Regions from separate parts of the Homo sapiens genome. Here regions 1, 3, 4 and 5 are each linked to region 2. A link is a loop called in an ENCODE intact Hi-C map of the cell type or tissue named here. Cell type or tissue: heart right ventricle. All regions are shown on one strand.

Region 1 (5,000 bases), 54 kb after region 2:
AAATCTGTATCAATCAATATTCTCCATAGAAACCAAACCAATAGGACACACACACACACACACACACACACACACACACAGAGAGAGAGAGAGAGAGAGAGAGAGAGAGAGAGAATTATTTTAAAGAATTGGCTCACACCATTGTGGGAGCTGGCAAACCTGAAATCTCTCCCTTTCTCTCTCTCTCTCTCTCTCTCTCTCTCTCTCTCTCTCTCTCTCCCCCCCCTTCCTCCCCTCCCTCCCTCCCTTCCTCCCTTCCTTCCTTTCTTCCTTCCTTCTTACCAAGTCTCGCTCTGTCTCCCAGGCTGGAGTGCAGTGGCGCCATCTCGGCTCACTGCAACCTCCGCCTCCTGGGTTCAAGTGATTCTCCTGCCTCAGCCTCCTGAGTAGCTGGGATTACAGCAGTGTGCCACCATGCCAAGCTAAAATCTGAAATCTTACAGCAGACCAGCACTCAAACTCAGGGAAGAGCTGATGTTGCAAGTCTTGAGGCAGAATTCCTCCTTCTTTGATAAGCCTCAGTCTTCGCTGTTAAGGCCTTCACCTGATTGGAAAAGGCCCACCCATATGATTGAGGGTAATCTCCTTTACTCAAAATCAACTGTAAATGTTAATCACATCTACAAAATACTTTCACAGCAACATCTAGTCTAGTGTGTGGCCAAACAACAAGGCATTATAGCCTAGCCAAGTTGACATATAAGATTAACTATCACATAATCTTTGTCCTCCAATCTTAATTTCCTTAATGTTTCTAACCTCCTACTTCCTTAAAATGGGTGGCTGTGGTGTGATTTCAGAAATGTAAACCTTAGCATGAGGGTGGAAACCACTATAGAAAACACAGAAATCATCGTTTTTCATACTAGTCCAAAGGATCCATACAGATGTCTCCAGACAGATTCAGCTCAATTTTCCAGATGTGAACACTTATACTGTTTCAGATTTAATCCATGGTGTTCTGCTGTGGGAAGGGGGGACTGGAAAGATGTTTTCTTTAGCATCTGCAATATAAGACAGAATGCAGTCCATGTCCCCACAAGTATCCCAAACAATGGGTCCAGGCTCAATCACTAAAGGGAAAAATTAGGGTTAGAAACCTTTACGTATGGTCTGTCTGAGCCAGCCTCTGGCTGACAAACCACTCATCCAATGATGGTAGTCCACTTGTTTGACAGCACTATGAATACATACAGTATGTTCTGGGCAGGTGGTTTGACAAATATTCCAGGGCAATTTATAAGATTTTAGCTCAAGCATCCTTCAGACTGTTTAAGGCCTGTTTTGGGTATTAGTGTGTACTTAGCAGATTATTAAAAAAAAAAAACTTTCATAACGTGAAATTCCTTTTTCTTCATAGGGATAATTTTAACCTGCTGGTAGTTTTCGTTTTTATGTGCTGTGATAGTGCTTGTTTATCTCAAAGTTTGTGTAAGGTTAGGCTGTTTCTACCCCAAAAGCCACTTCATTCCCTTGGCTAAAGCAAAGTCATGGGAATCAGTTACCCTTAGGGGGCAAAAACATACAAGCAAGTCTCCCATTAATGTTGAGGGGGAGTTTTGGGTACTAGCTGTCAGAGTTTCACCCTGCCTTATCTTAAAGTCTTCTTTCTAACTCATTGAAGACAAATAACACAGGGTGTTGGTGGGTGTGTGTGTTTATATGAGGGTGTGGGGAGAACACACGGACTTTGGGGAGCAGCCAATTTGGTGCAATTTGGGAATGATTGCCTTGTACAGAGCCAGCCTGAATAGTTTCCTTCCTCTGCGTATTTTAATAATTGTCAAGGCAAAAATAAAAGTGGCTGCGTTCCCTCTTTGGTGATGTCTCCGATCTGGAAGCCCTGTTGCTCTCCTGGGTCCCTCAGCGCCACAACGGACGTCAGTGGGAAGGGACCCTGTGTCCTTCGATGTCAAAGAGTTTCATCCCTATTTTAAGCCTGGGGTGGGGGAGCCCCGCTGCCAGGGGCAGCCAGAGAACCGATTTCCCCCTCCCGATGAGTCTGAGCTCTGGCAAAGTCTTCCGACAGCGCTCCCGGGAGCTTCCTAGGGATTGCTGACCTGACAGTGTCCACCGTTGAGGGGAGAATAATTGTGAACATCTATGCTGGCTTGTTTTAAAAAGCTAAGCGGCTGGCAGCGGGGCGTGCCTGTGGCCCGTCTTGCAGGTTCCGCGGCTGTGCAGTGAGTGCGCTTCTGGGCTGCAGGAGTGGGGCAAGGACGCCCCTCGGCCAGGTGTGGCTGGAGGCTGGGGAGGAGGAGAGCGCCCTCTGGTGGCCGAAAGAGAGACTGCCTGCGGGGCCCGGGCACCGGGAGGCTGGGTTTTCTCTGCAAAGAGCCTTGTCCGCAGATGGAAGCAAAGCAAACCCAAACTCCTTTCGGCTGCTGTGCTACCCTTTCTTCCGTTTTCTCAGGAGGGAGGATGATGGGCGCTGGGGAAGGAAAAGAAGAGCTAAGGATCTTCCTGTTTCTCCCTGGGGGCGAGCTTTTGTGCTGACTGAGGGGGACGGCTTTCTTATTGCTGACCCAAAGGTCCTTCCTTCTCCAGTGTTTGCCTAGTGTTTGAGGGGCGCACTTTCCTTTCCCCAGTGTGTCTTTTTTTTTTGCATGATCCTGCAGTGGCCTTCATGGTGTTGCCCCATCCAACTTTAATTCGGGGCCTCAAAATTGGGAGTAGGGACATAAAATGTGTGTGTGTTTGTGTGTGTGTGTGTTTTAGAACAGGCTCGAACTGGACTCTACCACCCCCTCCCACTGTGACGACTTCCCAGTGGGGGAGCAAGTCCCTTGAAAACAGCCAGCCTTTTGTTTGGGGTATTAGAGCAATTTCATTTCAGTCCTGTTCATTATTCAGAAAATTTTTTTTTAAATATCATTTATTACACTCTTTGCTTTTATTTTTTTGAGGCAGAAACTCACTGTCGCCCAGGCTGAAGTTCAGTGGCAGGATCTCTGCTCACTGCAGCCTCCGCTTCCCGGGTTCAAACAATTCTCCTGCCTCAGCTTCCCAAGTAACTGAGACTACAGGTGTGCACCACCACGCCTGGGTAATTTTTGTATTTTTAGTAGAGAACGGGATTTCATTATGTTGGCCAGGCTACTCTTGAACTCCTGACCTCAGGTGACCCACCTGCCTCGGCCTCCAAAAGTGCTGGGATTACAGGCGTGAGTCACCACGCCCAGCCCCATTATTTAAAATTTTGTTTAAACTCCTTGCACAGCTTTTTTCCTCAGGTGAGGCTGGAGCCATGGACCTGGCTCTGTGTGTGTGTGTGTGTGTGTGTGTGTGTGTGTGTGAGACCCATGCCCTTCCCATATTGTCCTAGGCTGGTTTCTCCAAAATGCAAGTCACAAGCCATTGCTGGCTCATAATATCAATTTAGAAAGTCACAATCTTTATTTTTCTTTAAAGGAGTAGAATGGAATACAAATTACAAAGTACATTCCAAGTAATAGAGTATGATTTCCTCAAAAAGCTGTTTCAGGTGTGTGTGTATGTGTGTGTGTGTGTGTGTGAAAATAAATGTGATAATAGATGTCAGCTGCCTGGAATTGTGTGAATCGTGTCATAATGTAAAACATTTACTGTGGGTCATGCTTAGAGAAGTTTGAAAGTCATTGTTTTAGCCAGGGGTGGTGGACATGCACTTGTGGTCCCTGCTACTCAGGAGGCTGAGGCAGGAGGATCTCTTGAGCTCTGGAGATGGAGGCTGCAGTGAGCTGTGATTGTATCATTGCACTCCAGCCTGGGTGACAGAGCGAGACCTTGTCTTTAAAAGAAAAAAAAAGAAAGAAAGTCACTGTTGTAGATGTGGCTTCTTGTTTGAGCAAAGGAAGGTGGGGTGCAGGGGAAGGGGAAAGGAGAAGGGAGCAGAAAGAGGAATCTTGAGGGACCCTCTGCTGCAGATTAGTGAAGTATGTCTGCCCCAGCCTTACCCTGGCCACTTCTGGTCCTTCTGCGGTGATGGGCTCCACTGTAGTGGTGTTGCTGTCATAGCTGGTGTTTGTGGTTGTTTAGGAGCTGTGTTCAGTTTCAGCTTCACTGAGGAGCTACCACGTTTCCAAGACAACAGGAAAAAACATCCCACTAAATACCATGTTGCACAAACTTTTTATTGGAATGTCTACAATCTTCCATGTACCTTTTTCTTTAGTCATATAATATTGTATGTTCTTGGCTTCCATTTCTCCCCACTGCAATATTCCTGCCATCTGGGGTCTCTTTTCCTATCACCCTGCAACTTCCCAAAAGCTTCCTCTGAGCTGCTGAATGGGAACCGACCCAAGCCTCCTCTGGACCCCCCACATTTGGTCTCCTTGGCTATTACATGTTTTCTTTCATTTTTCCTCACAGTGAAATGAGTGGTTTATCTGTCTCCTCTACCAGACCGTATTTCCTAGAGGATGTGGGTCACAGTCCAGTTGTCCTTGCATGCTTTGTAGCACTTTCCATAGAGTAAGTGGTGAAAATGATCATAGCACATTGAATGGCAAAAAGGAACTTCTTAGTCATCTCTTAGGAAGCATTTTCTATAATTGTCTGGTTGCAATTCAGGATTATCATTGTGTGCCAACAGCTGCAGGCTCATTTTAAATGTTGATTCTACAAATCCTCTCAAATAACAATGCCTTATGTTGACTTAGATTTTATAAAATGTCCTAGGTCACATGGTTTTGTTTAAAACACTTCTTTTGTCTTTGAAACAGCCAAGTGAAGTTCGATGTGGTAGATGTTACTTTCATTTTTTAGATGAGGAACTGTTCAGAAAGTGTAAGTGACTTGCCCAAGGTTCCTTGGATAGTAAATCACAGCTTGTGTTCTGTTCCTCTCACCTCTTTGCACAGAGCTTTGACATTCTTCTGTCAAGTCACCTTGCAAGTCTCATGCTTTCTGGGTAAGTAAATGCCATCCATGTACTTGTCCCGGGTCTTCAGTGATAAGTTTTGGTCCTGTCCTCAGCTGCTGGTGCCTCACTGAGTATATGACACTAGGCAAGCCAT
Region 2 (5,000 bases):
TTTTGTTTTAACTCCATTTAAGTACTTGGCTTCTTTCAAATAAATACCAGGAATAGCACTTGCCAGAATTCAACTTCAATAGCACATATGTGTGAGTTTCAGCCCAAAGTGCTGTATTGGAAAGGCTGGCAACTCTTCTACGAGAAATTTCCCTCACCAGGATGTGTAGAAGACTGATTTCCATTATTTACATTACAGCAGGGACACTTTCCCATTCTGTTGCACTTGGGAAATAAGGAGCTGGAAATCTTTTAATTAAACAACTTGTTTTGTTTTGGTGACTAGCTCAGTGGAACCAGTACTGAAGGGAGGGTGTGGTGGAAGGTGGGGCTTTGCAGGCGGCACCCTGGCCAGTGGGCTCAGTGGTGTGGCTGGCAGAGTTTACTTCTTGAACCTGCAAAATGACTTGGCTTCAAAGTCACCTCGGTGAAAGTCAATTTGCTCTGGTGGAATTGAATTCAGAGATTAGAGGCACCACTGTCTCATGGAAATTTACAGGTGACACATGCTCTACAGGAGGGCAATGCTTTTTCTTTCTTAGCATCCCCACTCAGTTTAGAATAACAAGCAACATTAGCTACAGGGGAAAATAAATAAGTTCAGGAATGCAAACTACTTTTCCTAATTTACTGGGAAAGAACCTCTTTTCAGTATATAAATCAGGCCTTGTTGGGTTTTTTTTTTTCCATTTAAAAAAATTACAAAAACCAAATGTATCATTTGAAAAAAACACAACTATTAAGTATGTGTTGCTTTTAATTAATCAACTCAAGTCTTCCAAGCTACTAGCAAACAAAATGTGCATATATACTGGTACATTTAAGCAAGACTGTAACAAACATGCCATCTGTTTACAGTAACTTGATGTGAGTCCTACATATGCTGGCACACAAGGGGATGACCCAAGAGCTGTATTGGCTGGAATTTGCACCATTCGGACCCTGCATTTTTAGGAAGTGTGAGAAGTCATGCAGGCTTACTGGCCTTTAGAGAGACTTTAAATAGCTCTCCCCAAGCCAGCAGAGATGGCATATGCAACCTGGCTTGAGGTGCAAAGAACTGCCTGCAGAGGGCCGCCTGCCAGCAAGCGCACACACACGCACACCTGCTGCGCACGCTTGGCACGGCCAGTGGCGCTGGGTCCATCTCAGTGAAAAGCCCTCAGTCCTCTGCTTGATTCTTTTATGAAAACAGCACTGGGTAGCACTAGGGGAGGTCCCAAAGCTGCTTAAGTGGGATCAAACAAAGGTTCCAGGAGCATGTGTGCTCTTCAGAACGCAGGTTTCTTAAAGAAAAGGGAGGAAATTCAGTGATTGAATAGTTTGGGAGGTGCTGCAACCAGTCTGCTCCTCTAGAAAATGCATGGTGTTCATACACTGCCATAGTGGAGGGCCTGCAGCAAGGAACTCTGCTTAACTTTGTTTATAAAATAAAAATGCTTTTGAGCGGGGGACGGGAGAGTCCCCTGATCTGGAGAAAAGTAACCACTCCCTAAAAAATGGCCAGAGGAGCTCCCAGACAGAAATCCCATCCTACTTCTTCCTGCTTTGGTAAGGAAACAGGCACAGGGGAATGCACATCGTGTGGCATCTGGGGAGACTGGAGCCCCTACCCAGTGGTTCCCTGGTAAAGGTCTTGAAGATGAAAATTGCCCACTTGAGACCAATAGGAACTCCCATGCTTGGTTCAGCCCTGACTGGTAGAGATTTCCGCAAAGCTTCATTCAGAAGCTTGGTCTGGAGGTGAGGAGGGGCCTGTTTGAGCTCTCTGTCGATGACCAACTCTTCCCAGTTGACCAGGACTCTCCCAGGGTTAGCACTCAAAGTCCTGAATTCCAGGAATCTCCTCACACCTGGGCAAACCTGGACATTTGGTCACCTTAGCTCTCTCAGAAAAAAGACAAAGCATTCAATCCAATCTAGTTTTTAAAAGAAAATAAGAACTAGAGGTCTGTCCACAGGAGCTGCACAAGATTGCCTTTAACCTGGGTAATTCACCCTCTGCTTATTTTTGTTGCCTTTTAATCTGTTTCCTGGTAGTAAATCTCAGAGAAGAAAATGTACCGTGTGTTTGCCTGGGGCTGGGTGGGGCGTGGTAGCTGGGGACAGCTGGCTCAGAAGCCAGGGAAATCTCTTAAGGTGAGAGAAGCTGGTTGCACCCTGGGGCCTGTGGAAAGAAACAGCAGGCCAGCTGGTCTGGGCCCTAAGTGCCCCCCTTCCCCAGAGGCTGCTTAGCCCAGCCCTCTTCTACAGGGCTTCAGCCTGCAAGGGCCTTTCCCTGCTCCCTTCACTTCAAACCTTCTTCCCCACAATGCACTGGAGTGGATTAATTCCATGCTTTGCACTGTTTCACGCTGGGGAGGGAGTACGGCTCTGGGAAAAACATTAAAATGTGTTCTTGGCTCTTTTCACACCACACTTCTTTTCCTTGCTCCTTCTCTTCTTTCATCTTTGCTCCTTCTCTTCTTCCATCTTTGCCTTCTATCATTTTTATTTTTCTCTTCTAGGACTCAATTTTAAGTCCCACCACCGTCAAGCCCAAGTGCCACTACCGCCCCCTTGTGTTTTCTTGATGGAAGAACGCAGCCCCAGGGCTGCCCACACACCTGGAGAAAACTAGGGGTGGAAAGGTGTGATACATTTTCTTACCCATCATAAGGGGCACAGCTGACACTCCTATAGGAAAAGACAGGTTAACAAGAGGAAAGTGTAACAAATTATTTGAATCAAAGTTTTACATAGCGCAAGAGCCTTCACAAATGAAGACCCAAAGACCCAGAGAAAACCATCTATTTGTATGCTTACGTTCCATGAAGAGTGGACAACTATGTCAAAATGTGAGTGGACAAGGGGTGTGATCTAATGGCGATAGACCGAGGCAGGGGGACCCAGCCAGGTATGTCCAGACTCTTTTTGGCCTCTCTATGTAGGCTTTCTCCCCCGTATGGGGCAGAATCTTTCTGGAAAGAGAAAGGGAAGAAGGGAAAGAGTGACCTTTTCAGACTTTATGGCTTGCTTTGGGGAAGAGGGATCTTAGCTTTATGACCCACTGTTGCGGGAAGTCAGGGACCCCGAACGGAGGGACCGGCTGAAGCCATGGCAGAAGAACGTGGATTGTGAAGATTTCATGGACATTTATTAGTTCCCCAAATTAATACTTTTATAATTTCTTATGCCTGTCTTTACTGCAATCTCTGAACATAAATCGTGAAGATTTCATGGACACTTGTCACTTCCCCAATCAATACCCTTGTGATTTCCCATGCCTGTCTTTATTTTAATCTCTTAATCCTGTCATTTTATAAGCTGAGGAGGATGTATGTTGCCTCATGACTCCGTGATGATTGCGTTAACTGCACAAATTATAGAGCATGTGTGTTTGAACAATATGAAATCTGGGCACCCTGAAAAAAGAACAGGATAACAGCAATGTTCAGGGAACAAGAACCCACCTTGGAGAAGGGGGATTTTGGTTTCTATGATTTGCTTCAGGGGGAGAAAGAAGACAGGAGAAGATCAGAGGAGAGACTGCTTCTGAGGCCACGTCTGAGGCCTTCCAATCTCCTCCTTTAGTTCAAAGTACTCAGCGTGCCAAAGCACCATACTTTGGGGTAATGTTTTTTTGAGCCCCAACAGAACCAAAGACTGGATGTATGAACAGTTGTGAATAGCTAGAATGCCGATTGATTAAATAGGGTTGGCAGGCCAGGCATGGTGGCTTGTGCCTGTAATCCCAGCACTTCGGGAGGCTGAGGCAGGAGCGTTGCTTGAGCTCAGGAGTTCAAGACCAGCCTGGGTAACACAGTGAGACCCATCTCTACAAAAAAATAAAATATTAGCTGGACATGGTGGAATGCTCCTGCAGTCCCAGCTACTTGGGGGGCTGAGGCAGGAGAATTGCTTGAATCCAGGAGGTCAATGGCGTAGTGAACAATGATCATACTACTGCACTCTAGCCGAGCAACAGAGAAAGACTCTATCTCAAAAATAAATAAATAGGGTTGGCAAAAGAAACACATGCCAACTGAGGTGAAATTCAGACTGGGTGGCCTGAATGGCATCTGGGAAGCCAGAAAGTCTTGGGTAACTGAGGAATTCCCTAAGAGAGAACATCTTGATCTTGTCTATGTACAATGAGCCAGAGAGGGTCTTTATCTTCAGCTCTGATAAGCACATAAGGGCAGGGACTGTGTCTGTCTTAATATTGAATTTTTAATCCTTAGCACAGCACTTAGTCCATATTTACTGAGAGCTGTATGAGAGTCAGATTTATATCGTAATTACATTATTGTAATTACACATGAACAGAGAACACTATCATGTTTTTACTATGTGCAGGGCACTGTTCTATATATTTTGTATGTATTATTTTGCCTGTTTGTCACAAGCACCCTATAAACTCTCTCTCCCATTTTACAGACAAGGAAAGTAAGGCTGAGAATATGTAACTCACCCAGGGGAACTGGCAGAGTCAGTATTTGAATCCAGGCTGTCTGGTTCCTGAGCTCTCTCATGGACTCTTCCATTAAATGTCTCTCATTTATATGTGTCTATATTTTGTCACAATGCAAAAGCATCTGCTGTTAGCAAAATAAAATGCACTTTTTTTTTTTTTTTTTTTTTGAGATGGAGTTTCGCTCTTGTTGCCCAGTCTGGAATGCAGTGGTGCAATCTCAGCTCACTGCAACCTCCGCCTTCCATGTTCAAGTGATTTTCCTGCCTCAGCCTCCCAAGTACCTGCGATTAAAGGCGTCCGCCATCATGCTCCGCTAATTTTTTGTATTTTTAATAGAGATGGGGTTTCACCATGTTGGCCAGGCTGGTCTCAAACTCCTGACCTCAGGTGATCCACCCTCCTTGGCCTCCTAAAGTGCTGGGATTACAGGAGTGAGCCACTGTGCCTGGCCAAAATACACTTTTTAATCTAAAAAAATGATACATTATGGTTTACACTTGAGTACTCAAAACTAGCTAGAGTTTTTAAATATTCTTAACTGCTAA
Region 3 (5,000 bases), 110 kb before region 2:
ACCTGATGAATCAGCAACTCTGAGGGGGCGGTGGCCCAGTGACCTGTGTCACTTAAACAAATCCTCTGAGTGACTCCTAGGAGCAGTCCAGTTTGAGAACCACTGATGCAGGGAGTGAGAGCAGTGAGTCCAGCCTGGAGGGTCACAGCAGCTCTGCCACATTTTGGCTGGATGATCCCGAGCATCAGTGTCCTCCTTGGTAAAGTGGGGGTGTGAATGTAACAGAGAGGGAAGGCATAGTAATCAACTGCCTGTAGCCACTTCTGCTTTGTAAAGGAGACGGTGCATTCATATCAAAGGGAAAAATATACTCTAGGCCTCTTCATTCCACTGATCATGGCTAGAGAAAAGAAGGGAAAGACTGAGATTTCAAAAGTGATGCCAGTTCCGAGACCTGGAGACACTCATGGATGGACAAGAAGATCCCAGAGCCTGGTGGAGAGCTAATTTGAATTTGGGAGGCAGGGAGTGGGTGAGCCCAAAAGATGGAGAGATGGAGAAGAAGGAAGACCATCCTGTGAGGGAGGGGTGGAAACCCCTGATATTTGGTAGCATGGCCAAAAGACTTGGAAATGGGGTGACTAATGCCCAGTTTTATAGAAACTGGTAAATTTGACCTTGACCCACTGCAAGGCTTCATCTCTCCGTTGTCTTAAACCTTCTGTGAAGTTGGCCTCAGCACAATGCTACTGGGTAAATGTGTTCAGAAAACACACACACACACACACACACACACACACACACACACACACACACACACACACAAAGAAGAGCCATGTTCCCAGTCCTGGGCCACAGCTGCTGGGGAAGCAGAAGAGCTGAGTGAGGGATTGAGAGGGACAGCCTGAAACTGTGGAGTCAGCAGTGCCTTGAGAATTTCAGTTCCTGGGAATGTGCTACAATCTTGGTCTTCCCAATGGATTTAAGATAGGGGGGTTAAGCCAATTTTATTTCAATCTCAAGTGACAGAGTGACCTCAGTTGAGCCTGGATTGCATTGATAGCTACAGTGGGAGCCACTGTGGGAATCAAAGTAGAAAGCATGTGAATGCTAGCACATGGAATTTGGCACTTAGATTCTCAAGGTTTGGTAACCACAGTTAGTGTGGGAGTTGTTAATGAATACTGTTATTTTTAAAATTTCCAAGCTTGTCTATTTTGAAAAGGAATCTATTTTTTTTAATAAAGAAGAATTTGATGGAAAATTCTGCTGCCTCCCGGTAAATGTTTCTCTTAGTTAATTATGATCATAGATGGCTGCTGGTTGGATCATGACATCATCGGAACCTAGGCAGGGCCGCTCAGCTGGAAGCAGCTTGTTTGAAACTCCCTGAGGAAATCATCATTTTACTTTCACTGGGCTTGAGAAAGACCAGTGTACTAAGGCAAAAGCGTTGACAAACTATGGACCAAATCTGGTCCATGGCCCTGCTAAGAATGGCTTATACATTTTTAAAAGGTTGTTAAAAGAAAAAACAAAACAAAAAACCCCCCTAAAAACAACAAAAAAACCAAACCAAAGAATATGTGATGGAGATTGAATGTGGTCCACAAAACCTAAAATTTTTATTATCTGACTTTTCACAGAAAGTTGCTGAGCCCTGACTTAGGCCATGGTGGTGGTCAGACCCCACAGTTGGGGACTGCAGGGGTAGGGGAGGAAGTGTCCCAAGCATGGTAAGCAGCCTGGAGCCCAGGGATGCACCTTGTGTTTAAACCTGGCAGTGCATTTAGTCAAAGAAAAGGGCTGAGATCACATTATTCTGGCCACTTATCCTGGCCCCACAGAGCAAGGCCCAGGGAGGAAAAAGAGGCAGCCCAGGTCTCAGGACTGAGGCTTTAACATTGCAGATATGCAACCTCCTCTACTCCTAGAAGCCTCATGAGGGAGCCTCTGGAGTGGACAGTTGGCTTAGCCCATGGGAAGGACAGGAGTGGGGCAACTTGAGGACAAGGTCACTGTCTGTAAGGGAGGAAGGAGGTGGGAAGCAGGCTCAGGGGTGGGAGAGGACTGAGGACAGCCAGCTGCCGGGGGCCGAGGCCTTGGTCAGCTCAGCAAGCTGGTCCCATGGGGACACTGAGAGAACGGGCTGCTCCCTAAGGAAACTCGAGTTTTGGGTCAGTCTGATCCTACCAGACATCACATGAGACACCACGCAAGTGACCTCTACCCTGCCTTCTCCCTGAGAACATGGCTCACCATTCTCTCCTTGCTTTACCCCACCACCCTACTGGAAGAAAGAGAGAACAGCCAGCCTCCAGGGCCCTTCCTTTCCCTGGCCACCTTCCTTCAGACACAGCATGCTTGGATTCAGAGTAAGAAAGAAAATGAGAACTGAAAACTGGACCTTGTTTCATTCAAGTGCCTTGTTTTGAATCCTGTTTTTTTCTGTTCCTTTTTGGCACCGTGGGCATTCCTGCAGAGTGGAGTTTGAATAGAGGCACATTCTTCAGAGGGGAAAAGTCCCGCTGCCTGGCCCAGGGCTGAGCTCTTAGGCCAACACATACAGGGCTCTGGGTGGTTTGCTGATTCAGCAGGTGCTGGCTGCCCTTGGCCACCTTAAAGAGTCGCAGGGTGTCCCCTGAGCAAGCTCTTGGTGGCCAGATAAGTGACTGTGCTGGGCCCTGGGTCTCCTGGGGGTGGGAATCTTGCAGTCATCATTGGTGATGGTCATGTGGGCCTGAGCATGGTGTCAAGATGCTGGCACCCTGCAAGGGTGGAGCGTACCTCTAGAGATGCCCACTGTCAGAGTCCATTGTTGATTGTTATTTCCCTGGCATTTTTCAGAATAAGAGAGGTCACATCAGGGGAAGGTTGTTTTAAGCTGTCTAACAGAAGAGACCTTGCCTATTTTATTCCCTGCTGAATCTCCACTGCCCTTAACTGTGTGTGCCTCATGGAGGACACTCAAATATCTGTTGATATTGGTTGGGCATGTTGAAAACTCTATTTTTAAAAGAAAATAAACCCAAAAAGAAGGGGCGAGTCACTACTCAGACAGTTGGTGATTCAATAATCTATTCTGGAAATTCTTTCCCTGTAGACTCAGTCACTCAATTCCATCGAACCCCTACTGTGTGTTTAACTTTGTAATAGAAACAGAAAGATGTACTAGACTCAGGCAGTCACATCTAGATGAGAAAATGAACCAAAACCCATGTTCCGGCTGACTTACCTCTCCAGACTGACTGCACGCAGTTCTGTTTTGAACTTCAGTTTCAGCCCCATTTAATACTTGTATGTTGTAGCGAACAGAATATAGTGTAATATCTTAAGTGCCAGAAATCACTAGGTGCAAACCCTGGCTCTGCCAGTTTCTAGCAGTGCGACCTTAGGCAAGTTATTTTAATGCTCTCAGCCCCAGTTTTCTTCTGTGACATGGAGGTAATAATAGCCTCTATCTCAGGGTGTTGTTTTGAGGAAGAAGTGAAATGATGTGCATTATTTCAGATTTTATTTATTATGCACATGGCATTCCTAGGAGAGCACCTGGAGCAGAGTAGGAGTTTAATAGATTTTAGCTATTATTGTTGGGTATATATTTTTTGTCTTCTCTGCCTGGGATGCTGCCTATACTGCAGGCCAACTTTCCATTCATCCTCTAAGGCTCAGTTCAGCCAGGACAATACTTCCTTAAGATGAAGCATCTTTGGTCATTTTTCCTCACCCTTTTCTGGGAGGCACACTCAGGGGTGTCTCTTCTGTGCTTCCACTGTGACTTGTGCACATCTGTCCTGAGAGTCACTGCCTGGTGCTGTTATTTTCAGCTCCAATGTCTGCCTCTTCTTTAGACCTAGAGCCCCTTTAAGTCAAGGTACCAGTTTACTTACCCCCTACCCTCTTGGCTTACGTGATTTTTTATTGCGTTAGGAGTACAAGTGTTTGCTGAATAAATGAAGGGACAAGTAATATTCCATCATTTCAGGAATAAAGTATTGTGACAGATAATCAGGTCTTCCTTGAGGTCAGAAGAAAAGGACTAAAGCTTGTGGTATATGTTCAAAGAGGAAGAAAGGACAATTTGACAAGAAGAAGTAAAAGCCCATATATGGCATTCATTATAGTCTCAATGTTGGTGTCTACTCAATATTCATACATTGAAATCCCAACCCCCAAAGTGATGATATTAGGAGATGGGGCCTTTGGGAGGTGATTAGGCAGAGCCTTCATAAATAGGATTAGTGCTCTAATAAAAGAGACCTGAGAGAGCTAACTCACTCCTTCTACCATGTGAAGACACAGAGAGAAGGCACCAGGTATGAATGAGAAAGTGGGCCCTCACCAGACAATTAATCTGCTGGTGCCTTGATCTCAGACTTCTCAGCTTATGGAACTATGAGAAATAAAGCTGTGTCATTTATAAGCTACCCAGCTTGTGGTATTTTATTATAGTAGCCCCAATGGACTAAGACAATATTGTTATATTATCTATAATTTACTTTAAAGCAGCTCTGTTTAAAACATATGTTGATGATGTGTATTTCAGTTTGCTTAATGCTCTAAGCACAGTTATTTAGTATTTGAAGTTTCCTAATATTTCAGAAGTATTAGGGGTAGTTCTGTTATGTTCCAGACTGTGATACTAGCACTTCAGTTATATTTATTTCCAATGGACACCAGAACTTTTGTTTATTAGCATACTGGGTGTTAGATTTTATTTTTTATTGGTGAAACGAGTGGTGTTTGTTGGATCGGTTAGGAAGGCTGCACAGGGGTCCTTGCCTTTGTGTGATTAGGGCATGAGCAGCTCACACCCTCTGGAGTGTCCCCCAAGTCTTAGAATTCTGCTAGATTCTGTGTTCATTTGCTTAAGGAGAATCGTGTCATTTGACCAATTAACTGAACCCTGCTGCTAGCTCCTTGTCACATCTGCTTGGAATGAAAGGACAGAGAGCTAGGATAAACCAGGTGGTCCTATGTTTGCTGAGCTTGCAAACCAGGTGGTCTGATGTTTTCGTTGCTGCTGGCTGATAGGTCTCTCTATGTGTCAGAGTTTGGTC
Region 4 (5,000 bases), 88 kb before region 2:
AAATTTGAGATCAGAGAAATAGTAAGGGTCAAAACCTGAAAGTCTTGACAGTCATGCTAAGAGCTTTGAGCTGTATATTGACAATATAGGTAAGCCCCTGAGTGATTTAAAGTCAGCAGTGACATAAACCAATGTGCATTTTTAGAAATAAAAATTCTATTGGCAATATAGACTAGAAGAGGCAGCATTGCATCTAGAGAGAACCATTAGGCGGTGATTGCTGTCATTAGTAAGAAATTGTGAAGGCCAGAGTTGAAGCAATTAAAGAGAGATAAGTTCATTGCTTCATGAAGTAGAATTCAGTAAACAATTTGGGATAGGCAAGAGGTAGATAAAGTTGGGGGAAAAGTACAAAAGATTGTGGCTTCACTAGAACAGTTGACACTTGAACAACATGGATATGAACTGTGGGTCCACTTATATGCAGATTTTCTTCTGCCTCTGCCACCTCTGAGACAGCAAGAGAAACCCCCCTCTTCCTCCTCCTCCTCTTTGGCCTCCTCAACATGAAGATGATGAGGATGAAAACCTTTATGATGATTCATTTCCACGTAAAAAATATGATATGGTTTGGCTGTGTGCCCACCCAAATCTCATCCTGAATTCCCACATGTTGTGGGAGGGGCCTGGAGGGAGATAATTGAATCATGGGGGCAGGGCTTTCCCATGCTCTTCTCATGATAGTGAATAAGTCTCATGAGATCTGTTGGTCTTGTAAGGTGGAGTTTCCCTGCACAAGCTCTTTTGCCTGCTGCCATCCATGTAAGAGGTGACTTGCTCCTCCTTGCCTTCTACTGTGATTATGAGCCTTCCCCAGTCACATGGAACTGTAAGTCCATTAAACCTCTTTCTTTTGTAAATTACCCAGCCTCGGGTATGTCTTTATCAGCAGTGTGAAAATGGACTAATGCAGGATAGTAGTTTCTCTTCCTTATTGTTTTCTTAATAACATTTTATTTTCTCTAGTTTGCTTTATTGTAAAAATATAGTATCTTATACATATCCAAAATATATATAACACATACAAAATATGTGTTAGTCAACTATTTCTGTTATTAGTAATGCTTCTGGTCAACAGTAGACTATTAGTAGATAAGTATTGGAGGAGTCAAAAGTTATATGTGGAGTTTTGACTGCATGGGAAGATGGCGGTTGGCACTCCTAACTCCTATTGTTGTTCCAAGCTCAACTCTATTACTATAAACAAGGAAAGGGAATATTAGAAAATAAGTAGATACTGGAGAAAAGGAAATATTCAGCCTTAAATAGATTTTGTTGGGTAGGTGCAATATTTAAATGGAAATCTAGATTTGTCTGTCATCAGCAAAGCTGTCTTACGGTAGAGAAAACTTTGAGTATAGATGATAGCACCCACTTGTATATGGAGGACATGAACAAGAAGACCAAGGATGGAACTTAAGAGAACCCTAAAATTCAGGAGGCAAATGGGAAGGTCAAGAATCAGCAAAGGAAACAGAATGAGTGGCCGGAGGTAGGAGAAACTGCAGTGAAATGTAAAAGGAAAGAGATTTTCGCAGCAAGATGTCATTAATAATCTAAATTGTTACATAAAGGTTAAAAAAAAAAAAGGCCCAGGAAGAATCCATTGTACTCCTTGGTGACTATTAATTTGTGGTCAAGTTAATGCAGGTAATTTAACTGCAGCACTGGGGAATGATGAATCCCATGGTTTAGAGAGAGAACTGGAGGTGAGGAAGTCAATAGAACTTGATTGTGAAGACAGGAAGAAGAGAAGTGAGAACTTGCTAAAGACATGGGGTCAAAGGTGGGCTGTTGTTCAGGTTGGTGCAAAAGATCTGAGGATAGATATCAGTAGAGGGAAAAGAGCCGTGTAAGAGCCCTTCTAGAAAGGTAGCTGGAGGAAAGGCAATGAATGCTGTGACCAAGGACAGTGTTTCAGGCCTGGACTTGGTTTTAGTGTCTGACCCAGAAGGATACATAATTCTCCTTATTGTAGCAATCAAGGAAGACGGTGAACTCTGGAAGCAAAACTGATGTATCTGGAGGAAAGGAAAAGTCTTGAGGGTGTGTTCTCCTTCCTTCCTTCAGGCTAGTGTTTAGTGATGGAGCACAGGGTTGGGTGTTGGAGGACTCTTGCTGTGAAAGGCACAGAAGTTCTTGCTTTTCATTCGTGTCGTTTAAGGACCTGCTCTTATACAATGCTAGGTTTTTCTAGGAGTGTAACACTCCTGGCTCTGTACACATGACGTAATCCTCACTTTCTGTTCCTAAGCATAATCCGCAGCACAATGAGTTCATTTTCTTCTGTGGGGTGGGAGTTCTGGGCACAAGCTGCCGAAGCATTGGCAGGCAGGTAGCGAGAGGATTATCAAATTTGACATCGCCTTTGGTATAACAAGATCCTTGAATTTTCGGAGGACTTTTAAAATTCATTTCTAGCTAATTATAAAAATCAAAGCTAAATTTGCAATTTCAGGATGAGAAATTATTGATAATGACTGGCATTTTCATTCTATTTTAGTAGCAAATTGAAACATTTTAAATTGTCAATGATTGCCAAGAACCTGGACAATCATTCTGGGTTGTTGATGCTTGATGTCTAAAATGGCAATTTACACAGGTCTCAGTGACATGTCAGGAGTCTTGGCTGGTACTGTGGGTGATTACAATGTGACCTTGGCCATGTCTTCTTGACCAGGTCTGCTCAGTATTTCAAGTAGTTACTGTTTTTTTTCCTATCATTTACTTGGAGCTGTGTGAAGTCATATATAAGCTGGACTCTTGGGTAAGGGATAAGAAACCAAATTTACTTGCTTTTCCTAGGAATTCTGCTCATATGATAATTTGGAGCTCCCATTGTGTCTACCAGACCAAGAAGGGTGTGAAGACCAAGCGGCTCAACCTAAGGAGGTTATCTCAGGTTAAGTTCCCACAGGCTAGAGATGCTCCACAAACAGGATGGCCTCAGACTTGGGCAAACCAGGGAACTTTCAGGCATAGCACAGCAAACCGTGGGCCCAGACATCCAGGTGCACAATTACATGTACAGAAAGCAGTGCTTCACTGGGGTTGCAGGAGTGGATTCTGGGCCTAGACCTTCCCTCTTGCATGAGCCTTTGCACTGATGCTCACTCAATATGAAATTGGGGCTATGATGAGAATCAAGGAAACTCATTCCTCTTGAATTCAACTAAACTGTATTGAATACCTAGTAGGTACCAAACGCTGCTGAAAGTAGTGGAGATATAACCATGATCAGGATAGACAGTTCCTGCCCTCCTGAAACTGACAGTCTAGTGGGTGTGAAATTATCTTGGCAATGGATGTGTCTTGGTCAGTGTATTAGTTTGCTGATGCTGCTGGAACAAAATACCAGAAACTAGGTAACTTAAAACAATAGAAATGTATTCTCTGACAGCTCTGGAGGTCAGACATCTAAAATTAGAGTATCAGCAGGGGTGCACTAGGCTTCCTCCAAAGGCTTTAGGATCAAGAATCCTTCCTTGACGGTCCTTGCCAGCAAGACTTGTAGATGTACCACGCTAATTTCCATCTTCACATGGTCTTCTTCCCAGTGTGCATTTGTCTCTGTGTCCAAATTTCCCCCTTCTTATAAAAATACTATGAATATTGGATTTAGGGCCCACCCTAATTCAGTACAACCTCATCTTAACTTGATTGCATCTGCAAAGACCCTATTTCCAAGTAAGGTCCTATTTGTGATTCCAGGTGAACACAAATCTGGGGGGTGGGGAGGCGCAGGGAGGGGAGCTCTTCAACCCAATACAGTCAGTTTCCTTTTGGGTATACTGCATCACTAACAAGAGGATTTGATGTTCTCCAAGCACTGGGAAAGTGACTTGTATGTTACCCTTAATATTGGCCGAAAGATTGCAACAAGCTATTTGCATTCCCACCTGACATTACTTGAGTGAGGAGCAAGTAGTCAGGTGGTGGGTCGATTTCCATAAACACTTCCCAGTGAATTTCTCTGAAGCAGATAGATGCTGCAGTTTACCCACTTCATGCACCAATGTTGACAAGGGCACTGCATATGATAAACACAAATAACATCTTTTCACTGCCCTGGAACTATGGACCCTGAGCTATGGGATCCAGGGAGGGTGACTACAAGCCCTGGTTTGTTGAATTTGTCTTGAAATAGAGATGTCTATTCATGTTACAAGGCTAAAAAGTAGTCTAAAGGATGGACAATAGATTTTCTTCTTGGGAGTGGACTGTCTAGTAAAAAGTCTTGATAGGTAATTGGGTAGAAAGAATTGAGACTGATAGGCTGCTGGGATGCCCTGAATAGTCATGTAAGTTTCTAAAAGATTGGAATACCTTCCTTATAGTTGTTAAATAGCCACTGGTGGATTTTTGTAATTTTTTAAATAATTGTTTGTTGTGTAATGGAATATATTTTACACAGAAAGGTCTTCAGAGGAGGTGGGCGGGGGAGAAGGAGACATTATCAGAGAGCATGGGGTGCAGGGGAGGGAAACAGGCAGGATGGACTTTGCTGTAATAAATGTAAGTAAACTGTGGTACTACTCAATGATAAATAGGCTCAGCTAACAGCACATTAACAAATCAATACCTACAAAAACTGCTTGCGGTACAGGTACAGTTTATACCACATAGCTCTGCTACAGAGTTCTGGATTTAGAGAAACTAGAATTTTCTCTCCTTATCAAATTTTTGTCATCTATAGTTAGTCATTGCATCTTAAACAATTCTATTAATATAAACTTAAAAAAAACCTGTCTACCCACCAATGTAAAAAAGAAATTACTTTATTCCCTTAAATTTAACTTAATTGCACTACTAATCAGAATTCTTGGTTAAAAAAAAGTTTTTTTCTGTGTGTATCTTGGACAAATCTGTCAGTGCAAGTTAGGGTGATTAAATTTGATACATTCCCTGTTGTGTATGTATGATGTTTTTATGATAGTTTTTTTTAAACAGCCTGTAACAATAATAATGATGGTAATTGTAATGATGATAACAATTATAAC
Region 5 (5,000 bases), 500 kb before region 2:
AATTACTTACTGAATATGGTATTATAACAAAAGGATTTTTGTATAACTCAAAAACATAATTTTAAAATTTATATCAAAAATAAATTCTCAAGAATAGCTTAATTAGTTTTGAGAAAGAAGAACAAGATAAGAGATTTGCTCTGCTAGATAACAGAACACATTCTAAAGCTATTATAACTCTAAAAAATGTAGTATTGATGCAGGCCAAACATATAGATTTAGTGGAACTGATTCGTGAGTACATAAAGAGATAAGATTCACTTGTCTACAACGTGCACCTTGACTTATGATGGGGTTACATCCCTAAGTTGCAAATAATGTAAGTGCAAAATGGATTTAATACACCTAACCTACTGAACATCATAGCTTAGTCTAGCCTACCTTTAATGTGCTGAGAACACTTAACATTAGCCTACAGTTGGTCAGAATCATCTAACATAAAGCCGACTGTATAATAAAGTATTGAATATCTCATGTAATTTATTGAATACTGCATTGAAAGTGAAGAACAAAATGATTGTGTGGGTACTCAAAGTATGCTTTCTACTGAATGCATATCACTTCCATGTTAGCTGAAAAATCCTAAGTCAAACTCTCATAAGTTTGGGACAATCTGTATATGGGATTTGGTTTTGACTGAAGGTAGTGTTTCAAATCAGTAGGAGAAAGATTTGTACTAAGAAAATTGACCATTTGGAAAAAATAAGGCTAGCTCTTGTAACCTCATTTCATTCACAAAACTAAATTCTACATTGATTAAAGAACTGAATATTTAAAAATAAGTAAAAGTGTGAGGTCTATAAAATATAAAATTTAACAGTCATATGGAAAAGATATTAGCTAGCATCATAATCAGAATTTTATTTTATCATTTTTTTTTAATAGAGATGGGATCTCCCTATGTTGCCCAAGCTTATCTTGAACTCCTGGGCTCAAGCGGTCTGCCTGCCTTGGCCTCCCAAAGTGCTGGGATTGCAGGTGTGAGCTACTGTGCCTGACTGTAATCAGAATTTATTAATTATATCAGTTACATAAAATTGGAAAATATACCAGAACCAGGTGGAATACTAAATTGAAAATTATTTTTTAATCATTTAGGGAGATGTGAACCACAGAAATTATTTGTTAAATTATTTTTAAGAGTATTTAGTTTCACTCATTAAAAATTTCATTCCCCCTTGAGGTATTTTGAAATAGAATATTTAAGGGCATTGACTAAATGTTAGCTCTGCATTACAAGTCTTTAATGTTTGGTGTTATCAGAAAAAACAGTTATCACCATTTACTGAGTACCATCGACCCTTTATTTCTTTAGTCCAGTGGGTTTTTTTCACATTAACATCATATATTTCTTTTTAATCACTTTTATATATGCACATAATGTCAGCATGTCTTCTTAGAAACTATATCAAGTAAATGTGGGCCTATAAACATAAAAGATCAAAGAGTACTGTTGTCACACATGCTTTTAGCAAAAAAGATAACCCAGGTTCTTTTCACAAACTATTGTGTAATAAAGTCTTTCCTTTTGTATAAGCATCATTTTTTTTTGTTCTTAGAAATATATTGTTCACTTGTCTGTTCTTAACTTGAGAAAATTCATCTAGGACATTGGCATCTGAAAATTCATAGTATCAAAATTTTCGTGACATGATTAATTTCACCAGCATTATTAGATTTTAGTTTAATGGTATCTTCACCATTTTTCCATTATCTTGTTCAGTCTTTTCTAGCATAGTTATGAGTAATTGGTGAATAATAAAATAATTCCTAGGGTAATGAAATAGCAAATGTTTCAGGACGTAGGAAAAATAAAATTGCCAAGATTCTTTATCTTAGGCTTGTAAAAGGGTCTAACAGGGCCATGTGGTAATTGCATATCCTATTTTTTTGCAAAAATAAATAAATTTTCTCTTTGATATTTTAAAGACCTCTAAAAAGAATAAAAGTCATAAAACATCCATTCTGATAAAGAGAACTGCTAAAAAACAAACACCTGAAGCTAAAATTGGGTCTGGCAGACCCTGGTGATGGTATGCTGAAGGATGACCAGCAGGTGGAGCTACATGACCAGGAGAGGCATAAAAGGATCACCCATCTGTAAAAGGAGGAAAAACACTTTATGTTTAAAATTGTATACTTTAGAGGCTGGAGTAAGACAAGAAATAATTTAAAAGAAAAAATGCCACAGAATAAGAAGAAAGCAAAAAAGATCTCTTCAGAGATATCTTAGGGGGAAGAATACGGAATTGGGAAGGGGATATATACCTTGCCAATAGAAGCAAAAATATTTGTTACTTTTTTATTTGAAAATTATTATATAAATTTGATAAACAAAGAAATTTTAACAAAAAACTGTATTTTCTACTAAAATGGCAACAGTATTTGGTTTCTCTTATAAAATTTGTTTCTTTTAGCTGATAAAGGCCCTTCCCTTAGACCCAACTTAAATACTAGCTTGTATGTGAACCTTTCTACCAGTTTACCTATCTGATTTACTAATTATTTGTAAGAAACATAATTTTCTGCTTCAAAACTGAAATTTATCTTTAAAAAAAACTTCTGTGCATCACATACCTACATAGAAAAATATTATTCATTTATTCACTTATGACATGAAGGGTGATACGATTCTATATCATTGGTCATGCTAAAGGAATGAAAATTATTCTAGAAATAACTTTTTATCCTGCTTTCTCTGTCTTTATACTCTTAAAATATTTTTCCCTTTAAATAGACATTCTAAAAAGGAATAGACAAGTATTACTAAAATATTAGGTCATGTGTAGATGAAAGCAAAAAAAATTTGTAACAAAAATCAGAGTAAGAAAGGGCAGCATTTTAGGAGATCTTGTCCTCTAAACACTAGCTGACCCTGAATAATTGATAAAATTCTTGGTAATCCTAAAATGTGGTTTACCTTATTCTATAGTATTAAGTAACCATTAAAAAAATGAATAGTAACAATTACAGCAAAGTAATGTGCACAGATTAAGACAACTCATTTCTCTCTTTTTTTTTAACTTAAACATGACATGTTTATAGATTCTTTAAAACTTGATATTTTCAATAAAAACAATTTAGTCAATAAAGGAAATTTTTCCTCACAAATTACTATGTAGAATGTTGTATTTCAAACATGTTGCTTTTTAAGTTAATACTTCATTAGTTTATCCATATCTGTAACTATGCATAGATTAAAGGGAAAATGAACAACAAATAGTAAAACCATCACTTTTCCTTGTGGGCAATCTGAATTTGGGCAGTTGATAGGAAGATATATTAGTTTTCTAGGGTTGCCATAACAAACTACCACAACCTACATGGCTTAGCATAACAGAAATACATTCTTTCACAGTTCTAGAGACTAAAGTCCAAAATTAAGGCTAGGAGTCCAAAAGCAAGGTGTCACCAGAACCATGCTCCCTCCAAAGGCTTAGAGTAGAATCTTCCCTTGCCTCTACCTAGCTTCTGGGGGCTGCAAGCAATCCTCGGTTTCCTTGGCTTGTAGCTTTATCATTCTACTCTCTATCTCTGTCATCAGTGGTCTTCTTCCTTGTGTCTCTGTCTCCAGATCTCCCTCTCAAGGACACCAGTCACTAGATTTAAGGTTCACCCTAATTTAGTATTAATGTGCTTTAGCTTGATGATGTCTACAAAGACACTATTTCAAAATCAGGTCACATTCCCAGATACCAGGGGTTAGGACCTTTTTGGGGGACACAATTTAACTCTCAACAGAAATTAATAGTTTACATTTGTCATCATTTCAGCCATTGCAGAGTAATTATCTTACAATGCTTCATTGATTTACTTAACCAGTATTTATTGTTTTCCTACTGTGTCCCAGGCACTATACTGATGTTGGAAAAGATAGACGTAGTGCCTGCCCTTGTTGGACACAAAGTCTAATGGGAACATATAGACAGTATAGCAAATGATACAGCATGATAAGGGATAATTCAATGTATTATGAGTGACTGTTTTTGTAAGAACAGTTGAGGAGCACCAAACCCACAGATGAGGGATGCAAATTTATAGGAAGTTAAATAAGACAACTTCAGTGAAGGCAGTGTTGGAAAGAGAACTTTTGATTTGTTGATACCTCAGAGAGCAGCTGAGATGGAGACGCAAGAAGTCTTCAGCTCAACGCACTTCTGAGGTAGTAACAGCCAATATACTAGCTTTCATTAACTTGACACTAATTGCTATGGGCTGCAGTGGGTCTGAGACAGCTAAGAATGTGGACTTAAGGTGGGAAAGTATGGCAGTGATGTGCTAACAAGAGACTCAGCTCTCTGAGAGAGGGAAAGACTCCCATTAATAGCCTTTGCCAATTTCATTGGTATAAATACGCTCACTATGATCAATCTCAAGCTACCAAGGATGATGCGACTAGAGAAAGGGAAGAGTTGTACACCATCTGCTCTCGGGAGCTGGTGTGAGCAGCCCTCAGCACGCCACTGAGGGAGGGAGAGAAGGGAGTAAGGAATTGAGGCAAGGGGAGAGAAAGCCAGGTGTTGAGAGCTAATAGAAAGTGCTTTCCAATATTGGCTTTGCATTGTCCTTGGAAGGGAATTTTGCAGGGAGTGAGTGGGGAGATCTGCATTTCCAATGAAACATCGTTGTATACTTATATTTTAATATTTCTTTATGATGACTTCTTATTTTGAAGCCAAATAGAAGAAACTTAATAGTTTATTTTTGCCTTACATTTTTCATGTTAAATATATTAAAGAAAATGTATTTTAGCTAAGGGACAGTAGATGCAAATGTAATAATAAAATATTATAGCCCTCTAGAAATAATGGGCTTATAGAATTTAATGAATATTTTAAACATTTTATTAAAATATTTTAATGACTCAAAACCCACTTTTGTAATGTGAAAACAAAGGATAATTTTTTCCTCATATCAACCTAAATGAACTCTTCTACCTTTTTTTCTTTTCTTTTTTTTCTTGATCTCTGTGGCTGCATGTGAGTATCCAGCTGTGCCCT

Evidence for each region. Hi-C counts contacts between places; a loop is a spot of excess contacts. Peaks named below come from ENCODE experiments on the same cell type or tissue, not always from the same donor. Only the 100,000 strongest peaks of a DNase experiment are listed, where the experiment ranks them.
Region 1: a loop joins it to region 2, with 6 times the contacts of the local background. A loop is called at or near these places in 21 of 110 quality-filtered maps.
Region 3: it touches region 2 in a loop (2.9-fold over the local background); 16 of 110 quality-filtered maps call a loop at or near these places.
Region 4: a loop joins it to region 2, with 2.0 times the contacts of the local background. A loop is called at or near these places in 9 of 110 quality-filtered maps.
Region 5: a loop joins it to region 2, with 16 times the contacts of the local background. A loop is called at or near these places in 65 of 110 quality-filtered maps.

The regions. Positions count from the first base shown.
Region 1 is chr18:61,579,301-61,584,300 of GRCh38, reverse strand. LOC124904314 (a long non-coding RNA gene) reads left to right here. Exons shown (of 7, transcript XR_007066395.1): 6 at 4,845-4,894. Among named protein-coding and RNA genes, the nearest start is that of LINC01544, 170 kb to the left of the region's middle. In heart right ventricle, CTCF peaks have their summits at 2,060 and 2,263 (motif pointing left); DNase peaks (open chromatin) are centred at 1,970 and 2,270; H3K4me3 peaks cover 1,280 bases; H3K27ac peaks cover 2,715 bases.
Region 2 is chr18:61,633,555-61,638,554 of GRCh38, reverse strand. No RefSeq gene overlaps it. Among named protein-coding and RNA genes, the nearest start is that of LINC01544, 110 kb to the left of the region's middle. RefSeq lists an enhancer at 2,595-2,644. In heart right ventricle, CTCF peaks have their summits at 2,357 and 2,560 (motif pointing left); DNase peaks (open chromatin) are centred at 2,173 and 2,554; H3K4me3 peaks cover 368 bases; H3K27ac peaks cover 1,353 bases.
Region 3 is chr18:61,740,271-61,745,270 of GRCh38, reverse strand. No RefSeq gene overlaps it. Among named protein-coding and RNA genes, the nearest start is that of LINC01544, 5.4 kb to the left of the region's middle. In heart right ventricle, CTCF peaks have their summits at 1,881 and 2,208; DNase peaks (open chromatin) are centred at 772, 1,304 and 2,010; H3K27ac peaks cover 5,000 bases.
Region 4 is chr18:61,721,969-61,726,968 of GRCh38, reverse strand. No RefSeq gene overlaps it. Among named protein-coding and RNA genes, the nearest start is that of LINC01544, 24 kb to the left of the region's middle. In heart right ventricle, no CTCF peak of the experiment used is centred here; no DNase peak of the experiment used is centred here.
Region 5 is chr18:62,128,560-62,133,559 of GRCh38, reverse strand. All of the region lies in intron 14 of PIGN (phosphatidylinositol glycan anchor biosynthesis class N), which reads left to right. Among named protein-coding and RNA genes, the nearest start is that of PIGN, 56 kb to the left of the region's middle. In heart right ventricle, CTCF peaks have their summits at 1,846 and 2,045 (motif pointing right); a DNase peak (open chromatin) is centred at 2,055.